Regions from separate parts of the Mus musculus genome. Here region 1 is linked to region 2. A link is a loop called in an ENCODE intact Hi-C map of the cell type or tissue named here. Cell type or tissue: left cerebral cortex. All regions are shown on one strand. Links, peaks and the distances in the headings refer to the core of each region. The heading gives the core; the rest is flanking DNA. Region 1 holds the start of Zfp819 (zinc finger protein 819). Region 2 holds the start of Ctu1 (cytosolic thiouridylase subunit 1).

What was found. A loop is a pair of places that touch in the nucleus more often than their neighbours do. Peaks named below come from ENCODE experiments on the same cell type or tissue, not always from the same donor. Only the 100,000 strongest peaks of a DNase experiment are listed, where the experiment ranks them.
Region 1: it touches region 2 in a loop (2.9-fold over the local background); 2 of 42 quality-filtered maps call a loop at or near these places.

Annotation. Positions count from the first base shown.
Region 1 is chr7:43,604,266-43,609,636 of GRCm38, forward strand. It overlaps Zfp819 (zinc finger protein 819), which reads left to right and starts at 2,904. Exons shown (of 5, transcript NM_028913.3): 1 at 2,904-3,009. In left cerebral cortex, for the core only: a CTCF peak has its summit at 2,805; a DNase peak (open chromatin) is centred at 2,865; H3K4me3 peaks cover 744 bases.
Region 2 is chr7:43,668,498-43,673,868 of GRCm38, forward strand. It overlaps Ctu1 (cytosolic thiouridylase subunit 1), which reads left to right and starts at 3,534. Exons shown (of 3, transcript NM_145582.1): 1 at 3,534-3,578. It also overlaps a transcript of Siglece not described here. In left cerebral cortex, for the core only: a CTCF peak has its summit at 318; DNase peaks (open chromatin) are centred at 2,751, 3,443 and 4,151; H3K4me3 peaks cover 1,647 bases; H3K27ac peaks cover 647 bases.

The DNA.
Region 1 (5,371 bases), core at 233-5,232, 64 kb before region 2:
AAGGAGGTGGGTCCCCAAAACTTCATCCAGACCAAGTAAGAGACTCCTGTGTACAAAAGGAAGGAGATGGTTTGCCTTGGTACCTAGGGCTTCATGTTGGAGATGGCAGGAATCAGGCCTGAGGGATCCCAGGCCTCAGTCATCCATGGCAAGTCCTGTGAGACCAGTAAGTGGACGATCTGGGTCTGATGTTCCCATACTGCAAGACTGACAGTAGGCTAAAAGTGGGTGCCAGACAGGGATGACCAGGGCAGCCTGTAGCTGGAGAGGGAGAAGGGGGGGGGGTGGGAAAAAGAAGCTGAAGGTCAAGGCCAGTAATGGGGGGCTCCTTTGCTGAATCTGATGGGATTTTGACTTCATAGTTAGAGGAACTAGGTGGGGAAACAGGAAGAACAGAAAAAGGGCTTGGAGAAGAGATAAGAGGAAGCTGGAATGTAGGGGGTGGGAATCGCTTTCCATTTCCTTGATCACTCACAGTAATTCTATAAGTCCCAAATAACATTGGTTTCTAGGATGTTAGGTGGCCATTTGGGTTGCCTATCTAAGGGATATTAAGTGCAAATATGATTGCAAAAGCAATTAAGTTTGGGGCCCTTCGGGTCCAGTGCCAGCCAGGTTGAGTGGCTGGAGGTTTTCTAAGAGTCATCCCAAGAGGGAATGAGAGGGTATGGCTGACACTGTTCCCATGGATGAGAAGGGGCCTGGAGGTGGGTTGCAGCAGCCTGTAGTCAAAGGTGTGCTCAGGACTCAGGGAGGACAAAACAAGGACTCTTGAATTAAAAAGCCAGTTAGGGTCACACATTTCCTTAATCCCCATACTTGGTATGCCTCTGCAGGAGAGTAGCTGACTTCAAGGCCTTGATGAGGTACACAGTGAGTTTTGGTCAGTTTGTGATGTAGAACGAACGTCACTATGACAAAACAACAACAGAAGGAAGGGTAGGCTCACAGAATAAAGGTCCTGGTGCCCGTGCTTGTCTGTAGCTCTTCTAATCCAGGAGGAAAAGGAAGTGATGCGTCAGAAGAGGTAAGGTGCACTGGGTCTAAAAGTGTAAGCAGCCTGAACTAGCCATAGCCCCCTCACTCTACAGAAGACACTAGGAAATGAAAATATTTCTGGAGGCTCACGAGATGGAAGGCACATTAAACAGAAGGGGTGGTTGTCGTTTTTCATTAGGCAGCAGTAGATTGACCTTACCCCCTCCCTGCTTTTCCACTTGGTAGCCCTGAGCCAAACTATGGGAACAAAGCCTCATTTGCCACAACTCATAAAACAGCAGATATAGTAATGCCTCTGGCATACAGCTGAAAAGAGTGTTTGGAAAATCGGGCGATAGCTAGCTGATTCTTAGTCATACTTATGACCTGCCAGGTAGGGGCTGAGGACTTGATGAGCCCCATTCTCCATCAGTTCCCAATGCCAGTGACCCACACCTGCATCCTCATTTTACTAACGGGACCTTACTTAATACTTTTCTGTTGCCAGAGTTTACAAGTGGGAGGAAGAGTTGGACGTTCCTGGGCTTTGTCTGTTTGGCAGTGTCTATATGGTGACCTTCACATAGGGCTTTCAGCTCATAGTGGGCAAATGTTGGGTGAGTGGTAATATGATCCTTGACTTTGCAGGGCTTTCTGATCTCTTTCAGACCCTTGAATCAGGCCAAGTCATTCACTCTGTAAATTGTCCCTGCATGTCGTCCCCACATGCTGCTGCTTGGCCTCTCCCTATCCTTGTTTTCCTCCTCGCCAGCCAGTTCAACACTGTTTCTATTATGCACTGGCCGTTGTAGCTGCTGTTATTGTTGTTTGTTTATTTCTGTTTTATTTCGTTTTTAAATTCTACCTGTAAGTGAGAATAGATACTTTTCCTCAGGGAAGCATGACATGTTCCAAGGATGTGTTAATCCTGAGATTCGTCAGAGAAAAACCAATTCCAGCTTTTGGGCCAAATTTAAAGCAAGCTTCATTAAATATTAAATACTGACACAAAAATGGACTTAGGTCAGAAACATTCCCTGAAATTTCCCAGTCTCCAGCCACGTGTTGCAGGCGTTTATAAGAACAAACCTATAGGCCATGTACTTTGCCATGAGAAGGTTGATATTTTCCAAGAACTACAATTCCCAAGTCCAGTGTGATGGCGCAGGTCTTTAATCCCAGAACAGGCGGATTTCTGAGTTCGAGGCCAGCCTAGTCTACAGAGAGAGTTTCAGGACAGCCAGGGATACACAGAGAAACCCTGTCTTGGGAAAAAAAAAAAAAAAAAACCAAAACAACAACAAAAAGAACTACAATTCCCAATATTCCAAGAAGTTACCGGTCCCTGGGTAGGTGGGGCTAACATTCATTTTTGGTTCGCAAGAAGGCTCATTTCAGATCTTTAATGTTCCATATGGCTTCACTTCCCATTTCCCAATAACTCTTCCTAGTTTTCAAGTTTTAGAAAACTAGAAGAAAAGTCTTAAGTCCGTGTGAAAACATGGAGAAATTTTTTTAGGAATATGCAATATAAATGTCTCTTAAATTCGTGACTAAGGAGCCTCAGACTTTTAGTCTGTGACATTCCACATGATCCATGGATGTACGGAAATGAAGTACTCTGATGATGACTTTCGCATAATTGAAATATGGACATAGCCATAACAATATGGGAGTGGCGCGTGGGTGGTGGTAGTGGCAGAGTGTACACCGTTATAATTATTGGCAAAGAGTATCTTCGCACGTGATGGTAGGCATGCGCAACACAACTTTAGTGCTTGCAAGCGATAGGGTATATGGGCAATACCGATTTCCGCCAGAAAAGTGGCTGAGGTGAAGTTCATTTTAAGTAGGTGTGTCCTAGAGCGTCCATTTCCGCTTAGATCGTCACGTGGTTAGTTGTTATCGTTACCAGGACGCCGCGGGAGTTTGGATTCTGAACACTGGGGAATCCTCAGCGTCCACCCGGCGTGCCGCGTGCAGAGCTCTCTGAAGTGGCTGCGCAGGAAGGATGCTGGCTGCTGAGCGCTGGTTTGTGTTGAGTGATGACTGAGGCAGCTGTAGGGGGGTGCCGGTGCGTAGCTGGGGTGGGCGTCCTGTGGGGGTCGGGAGAGCAGGGTCGAGGGTGGCGTTGGAGCCGGCTACTGTGAACCTGGGACTGGTGAGTCTGTGAGGGCGACCGTGCTGCTTGCATAACTGGGAGTGTTTGCTTTAGACCATGACTGGCTGGAGTCCGGATCAGACACTGGCATGTGAGAGGCGAAAAAGTGAGTAAAGATGGAAAATGAGTGTATTCGTGGTTTTGACTTACACTGGGGCTTCAGCATCCTTGGTCTGTCCAAGCCTAAGCAGTGTCAGAATTGATAGAAGGGATGGAACGATCTTCACAGCTCGTAGCTGTGGGCTCGAGCCCGCAGAACTGGGAGAGGAGCCTTTGTTCAGGTGCTGGGGACCCGATCTTTGGGCCATTTCCCTAATATTTCCCAAAGGGGAGCTGGTGCTGAGAAAGAAAAAACATTTGGAGCTTTCTAATTACCAGAATGAATATTGGAGTCCTTGAAGGTATGTGGGTGAGTCCGTGATGGCCATGGGACCCCTATGAACATGGCAAGGATGTGTGATGGGCAGTTGAGCAGGGTGGTGCTGTAAATAAGTTTTAGGGAAAGTGATTGGTCTTCTGCAGCCCCGACAGGTTGGCCATGGTCTAGTACTCCTATTGAAAAGACTAAGCTAGTCATGGTGAAAAGCAGAGAGGAGGGGGCAGTTCAAATTAGCCTCCTTGGGCAGTACCTAGCACCCTAGCCTCCTCTTTCTAGGATCCAGCCCGTACTACCTCCTATGGTAATCGGGAGGAGACGCCACACCCTGCCAGACAGCTTTGTTATGTAAACTTCTTGACAGGCAATTCTTGATCTCTTGAATCTCCATGACTGACTGGGGTTACTTCTTCTTCTGTGGCTAGTTTGAACTTTCTCAAGCAGAAGTCTAGACTAAAGAGGTTTACTTAAGTAGCCCAAGCTGGTCTCAAACTTGGCAGCCATCCTCCTGCTTCTGCTTCCTGAATGTGTGGTGTAGCTTGGGAGTTCCCAGAAATTTAAAGGTTTTTGTTGTTGTTGTGTTTGTTTTTGTTTGTTTGTTTGTTTGTTTTTTGTCTTTTGCTTAATTGGCCGAGTAGTCAGGGGACACAGTTATATGGGATCCTATCCTTCCGAGTTCCTTCTTCTGTTTTCTCAGCAAAACCCCCTGTGGTTTCACCTCTACATTTTATTTCCCTGTTTATTTTAAAGCTGGTAGATGTATGACCTTTGTCAAGTATGCAGATTGCTGTTGGGCGAACTTGGCTGTTAGTCATCTTCTACTCTGAATATTTAAGGGGTTGTTTTTGGGTGTGTGCGGTGGAATGGGAGATGGGCAGCAGACACTAGCAGTGGTCTATTTTATCTGTCTGTAGCTGGTGCTAAGCTGATTCAAGTCGTCTTTAGGGATGTATAGTGTGGCTCTAAGTAACCGAACCTTAATGTACTGGCTTTCCCTGGGTGCCTTTCGAGAACACATGCTGTTAGTTTTTGTTTTCAACTCTTCCTCATGTGATGTATGTGCCTGTTTGGCGAATGTGGGTGCATGTTGTGGCTCAACGCTTCAGGTCTTCCTGGAGCTTAATTGCAGGTGGTTGTGAGCCACTGGTGTGAGTGCTGGAATCACCTTTATTCAGACTTGTAAAATAGCAAACATAGACTCAGCATCTGCTAAAATGGGACATTTTTACAAACACACACACACACACACACACACACACACACACACACACACACACACACACGTTGGACAGGACAAAGGAAGGAGCAGCTGTTGTTAACTCTCCATAGAAAACAGCAGCTTAAACTATAAATGAGATGCTCGTAGTAGATTAGAACATCATTAAACAGAAAGAGGTTTTTTTTGGTTTTTCGAGGCAGGGTTTCTCCGTGTAGCCCTGGCTGTCCTGGAACTCACTCTGTAGACCAGGCGTGCCTCTGTCTACCAAGTGCTGGGACTAAAGGCCCAGCTCAGAAAGAGTATTCTTTTATGTATATTTTCTTTACTGCCAGGCAAATGCTAAGCAACATGTATCTTCCTTTGTTGCTTACTATCTTCTCTTCTTACAGTTAAAAGGTGAGGGAATCTCCTCTGAATTCTTCCTAACCATTAGTTCAAAATCATGGTCTTTTGTTTGTTTCCTGGATCTTTGTAAAAGTAAGAATTGAGCCGGGCAGTGGTGGCGCACGCCTTTAGTCCCAGCACTTGGGAGGCAGAGGCAGGCGGATCTTTGAGTTCAAGGCCAGCCTGGTCTACAGAGTGAGTTCCAGGACAGCCAGGGCTACACAGAAAACAAGCAAACAAACAAACAAAAAAG
Region 2 (5,371 bases), core at 242-5,241:
GCCATCTAATAAAGTATCCCCGTTTGACCGAGATCATTGTCTGAGTGGTTTGCGTGGTGGTTCCCAGACCCCAACCTAAAATATGAATTGAGCCTATGATCATGTATGTGTGTGAAGGGTACATTCATGTAGGAAGAGTCACCTCATGTTTGCATGCATGTGGAGGTCAGAGGACAACCTCACTAATCTGGGGCTTCTCGGGTAGACATAAGCTTTAACAGTAAGTTAACTGGCTAACCAGTAAATCAGGGGCGGGGGAGTCCTCTGTCTGTCTGTCTCTTCCCACCCCCTACCGGTGAGTCTGGAATTACAAGTGCATGCTACCATGCCTGGGTTTTTAAAATGTGTGCCTTTTAAAAGGCTCTGAGGCCCCAATAGCTCAACCTCAATCCTCAACTCATAGATTTATGGGGCTTCTAGAAACCTGAGGAATTCTTGGCTCTCTTATGGAGAGTGGCCTGTGTGGGTGAGTGCTTGAGGTCAGCCATCCCGCCCCAGCAAAGGTTGCCCTCTCAAGTGTCACGTCCTGAAAGAGCCCAGAACAAAACTGAGGGTGCAGTGAAGCCAGTGTGGCCTTGTTGATTCACATCTCTTAAGACACAAATAAGCTCTGATGCTTAGCAAAAGATGAGCAAAGCCGCAGCCCACGGGGACCGTGACTAATACAGAAAGGTAAGACCTCTGTGGCCCTGTGAATGAAAACGGCCTCATAGGCTCATAGGGACTGGCACTACTGGGAGGTGTGGTCTTGTCGGAGTAAATGTGTCACTGGGGAAAGGTGACAGAAACCCTAAGACAACGTAAAAAGAAGGAAATTGCCTCAATTGAGAAATTGCCTCAATCCCATTGGCCTATGTGAGATCTTATTGATTGCTGACTGATATGGGAGGACCCAGCACACTGTAGATGGCACCACTCCTGGGAAGGTGGACCTCCCATGGCACCACTCCTGGGAAGGTGGACCTCCCATGGCACCACTCCTGGGAAGGTGGTCCTCCTAGTATTATGAAAGCAGTTAAATGTGAGCCAGGAAGTAAGTAAGTAGAGTTCCTCCAAGGTTTCTGCTTCAAGCTCCTGACTTGAGCTCCTCCCATGGCTTCCCTTAACGATGGACTGTGCTCTCTAAGCTAAAATAAATGCAAATTAGTTCCGGTCAGTGTTTTATCACAGCAGCAGGGAAGCAAATTAGGACACGAAGCCATAAACTCAACCAGAAAGGTGGGGCCTGGACTCCTTTCTTTCTCTCCTCACTCAAGAACTCAGAACAACTGAGACTTAAGTTCGCCAACTCATGAGCTCTCCTAGGAATCCCTAGTCCTCTGGACCTCTTAGTGTGCTCCCCCCTGAGCCCCAGACCTGGAAGTTTCTCCATTTTACACAACAACACCGACCCCAGAAAACTGCCTGCCCAGGACTTGGTCACACATTTCTTTAGGGCTGTGGAGGGGACCAACCAGATGTCTGCGTTGGTCCTTGATTCTCTGCAGTGTGGTGAAGTCTTTCTCCTTCTTCCCTTACTTAGCTGGAATCAATTTGTCTGGGATGCTGATGAAGAGGGGCTTGGCACATAAGGACCACAGGACAGAGTAGACAGGCCAGACAAGTGGGCTCGCTCTAAGCTTGCTCTATCTAAGCTCGCTCTATCTATCTAAGCTCGCTCTATCTGTGGTGCTGAAGCACTATTCCCATAGCCTAGGTCAGCAGTTCTCATGCTGTAGGCTGTGACCCTTTTGGGGTCACAGGAGTTGCTTAAGACCATTGGAAAACACAGATACACACATTATGAGTCATAAGAGCAGCAAAATTACAATTATGAGGTTGCAACAAAAATAATTTTATGACTGGGGTCACCACAACATGAGGAACTGTGTGAAAGAGTTGCAAAATTAAGAAGGTTGAGAACCACGGAGCTGAACCCAGGCTGGTAGCTCAGGGCCGTAATTCCAGCTACTTGGAGGACCGAGGCAAAGGATTATAAGTTTGAGGACTGCACTGGCCACATGGCGAGACCCTGTTTAAATTTAAAAAGCATAGAAGTGGTGCATTCTGGGGCTATAGCTCAGTATTAGAGTGCTTACCTAATACCAATACTGAGGAGTTGGGGCATGGCTCACTATTAAAACCTCTGCCTAGAGTTTCTCCAATGAGGTGCTGGGAATATACCTAGCTTAGTAATAGAGCATCCACTTAGAATCCCCTAATGAGAGGCTAGGGTGTGGCACAGTGTTAAAACCCCTGCCTAGAATTTCCCAGTAAGTTCCTGGGTAGTAAGTGGCTCAATAATCGAGTCCCTACCTAGAATCCCCTAGTGAGGGGCTGGAGTGTGGTTCGTCGGTAGAAAGCTGTCTGAAACTGGAGAATGATCCACAGTAGGAATGCTTTTCATTTCAAGTGCATAAACAGCAAACTGCAGAAAGATAATGGGGCACCAGGTCAGACATGAAACAAACATCCAGTAGAAACAGACTGGGGAAGCTGGGAACCACACACAGTCTGCAGGAGGCTGAAGAAGAGGATCCCAGGAAGACAGACTCCCAACTAACCATTCCCACCACAGATGTCCTATGGGATGAGAAGTAGCAGAGGTCTCTGGGAATGGGTCCCATCCTATCTGTGTTCAAGGATACACTATTTTTCTTCTAAGAACTTACTCTCCTGTTCTTAAGGAAGTAGCGTTTCCACTTTATTTGGCTGTTCTCTTTCACTTTCTCACAGGACCAGGAAGCCGGCTGGTGACTGAGGAAGCGGTCTTGGAGAACGCTTTAAGACAAAATGCTTGGGTCTAAAGTCGGGCTGGGACGCCAGGTTCCCGGTGACCTTAAACAGTACAAGACGACAATTTACTGATGTGTATTACAATAGCTTACATAGCTGTGTGTCATCTGGACTCCTTCCACCTTTGTGAGAAAGGAAGGAAGGAAGGAAGGAAGGAAGGAAGGAAGGAAGGAAGGAAGGAAGGAAGGAAGACAGAAAGGGGCAAGATTGCATACACCTTTTATCTTAGCACTCTGGAGGCAGATGCAGGTGGGTCTCTGAGTTCAAGGCCAGCCTGGTCTATATGGCTAGTTCCTCCAGGACAGCCTAGGCTACATGGTAAGATCCTGGGGAGAGAATCAAAGAAAGAGAGAGCAAGGGAGAGAGACACAGAGAAGAGGGAGGGGGAAACAGTAACAGAGACTGAGAAGCAAGCAAGTAGCAGAAGTATATGATAGTCCACAAAACTAGGAAATTATACTGCAGCCATTCTGATTTCAACCACTTCTGATTTCAACTTCCCTTCTGGTGACCTCGCGTTGCCGGACAACATCAGGATTCTGGGCTCGGTTCCCAGGCCCTGGTGTGCGCCCTACAGAGTCGGCCCGTGGGGAGGCATTTGGCAGAAGGAAAGCTGTACTCTCAAGTGTTTCTGGGAATTGGAGTCCAAGCTGCTGTAGAGTTACAGGCCCGCGTCTGGAGCTGTTGCATTCTGGAAGTCGTAGGCAAAGCAGTTCAAGGCCTTATGGGAATTGTAGTCCCAGGGCATTTTTCCGCTCCAGGCTTCCGCGTGGCAGGCAGAGTACTCAGCTCGTTCCACTCAGGTTAGTGTTCCTCTTCCTCCGGTTCCTACGGGCTTGGGGCCATGGTGCCACGGGAGAGCTGAAGGTCTTTCTAGAGATTTGGCACTCGCTTTTATGATTGTCAACTCGCGTTCTGGCCAGGATCTCCTAGTCTGGTCTCTTGCCAGGCCGCTTTGTTCATTTGGTGGTAACAGATCATCTGCCTTCTCTTGCCCCTGTTAAATATGTTCTGGTGACGCCTCTTCTGCCCTTTAGGAGAGTTGGCCACCCGGAGGCACCCCTGAAATTTGTTTTGTAGATCAGGCTAGCCTGGAACTTGCAGAAATTCAACTGCCACTTCCTCTTGAGTGTTGGGATTAAAGGCGTGCACCACCACGCCTGTTATTACCTCGGGGGTTTGCCGCCAGTCTGTACACAATTCTTTCCCCCATCATCCCAGATACTTACTTAATTAGCATAAGCCCTGTTCGCTCCGTCAGCTAAAGACTACTGATATATCTATCAACCAGGTTCCCTCCATGATCTCAGGGCTACTACTGATGTGGTATCCCCCTTTTCTGTTTCTGCGTGTGTCTGTAAGCTACTCCTTACAATAGCAACCCCCTCACAGGATTAGATGACTGAGAACAGAGAGTGTATTTACACGCCATTCTGCATAAATGCGGGGGTAGAAGGTGGTGGGCACTCTCAGGAGACAGATAAGCCAGGCAGAAGGGACAGATTTGGGGAGCACTTGAAAGGTGCCCTGCAAGGATCCTAAGTGGGTCGTTAGGAGGTCAAGCCTGGAGGCACCTCTGAGCCTGATGATTCTAGGGCTTGCTGGGCAGGGCGTGAGGAGAAGTGAGGAGAGACTGGTGTGAACCTAATCCGGGCGAGAGGAAGGGGAGAAACAAAGGCTGAGGAGGATAGTTCAAGGGGCAGTGCTCAGCCAGGAGAGTTAGGGGAGTCTTGAGGGCTGCTTGCTGGGTTCAGTGATCAGAAAGAACTCTTTGGGCCAGAGGAAAGGAGTGTTCCTGGGATACTTGAGAGCATTCTGGAAAGGAGCCACGGGGCCTCCCAAGCATCATTCACGGACCTGTCAAAAAGGTAACTGGGCTGGATCTGCAGGTTGTTATATGCAAATTGTCGTGAAGGAGGGGAGGCCAAGGCAGAGACCAGTGACCCAGACAAGCAGGCTGTGCCAGTGTTCTGAGTTGTGCAGGATAATCAAACAATGAGGGTCACCTTAGAATGTAATCGGGCTCCAAGGCAGCAAGGAGGTCCAGCCTCAATGAACTGAACGTCAGGCTCTTTCTTTTTATTTAGCGTTTACTTTAGGTTGTGTCTCCTTTAGGACAGGTACTTCTGGGCAGCAGAAAAACTTTTAAAATAAAATAAGAATTAGGTTGCATAGTTAAATAATATGTGAAGATTTAGGTGGAGGTAGTCTTTTTTTTTCTTCACAAAAGTTGTTTTTTTTGGGGGGGGGGGTTAAAAAGTTTCTCAAACCAAAACTCCTCATCAAAGGAAACATCACACCCCTGAAACTTTGGTCCCTCTTGTGGACTGTTTGCTGTACTCAATAATGCAAGACATCGCATATGTATCAGGACTGTCTTGTACCAAGTCATGCCAAGGCCCTAAAGCTCCTTCAGAAAACAACTTCATAGACAATAGAAAATGATCTACGTCTTCTGCGATGACGTCTTCAAGGTCAAAGTACTTCTAGAGAACAATTCATTTTGATGTCTATTCTTGGTACACTGAAAGACAACCATTTCATTCTAAAGTTTACCCTAGATACAGCGATTTACTAGAATTCTTTTTTTTTTTTT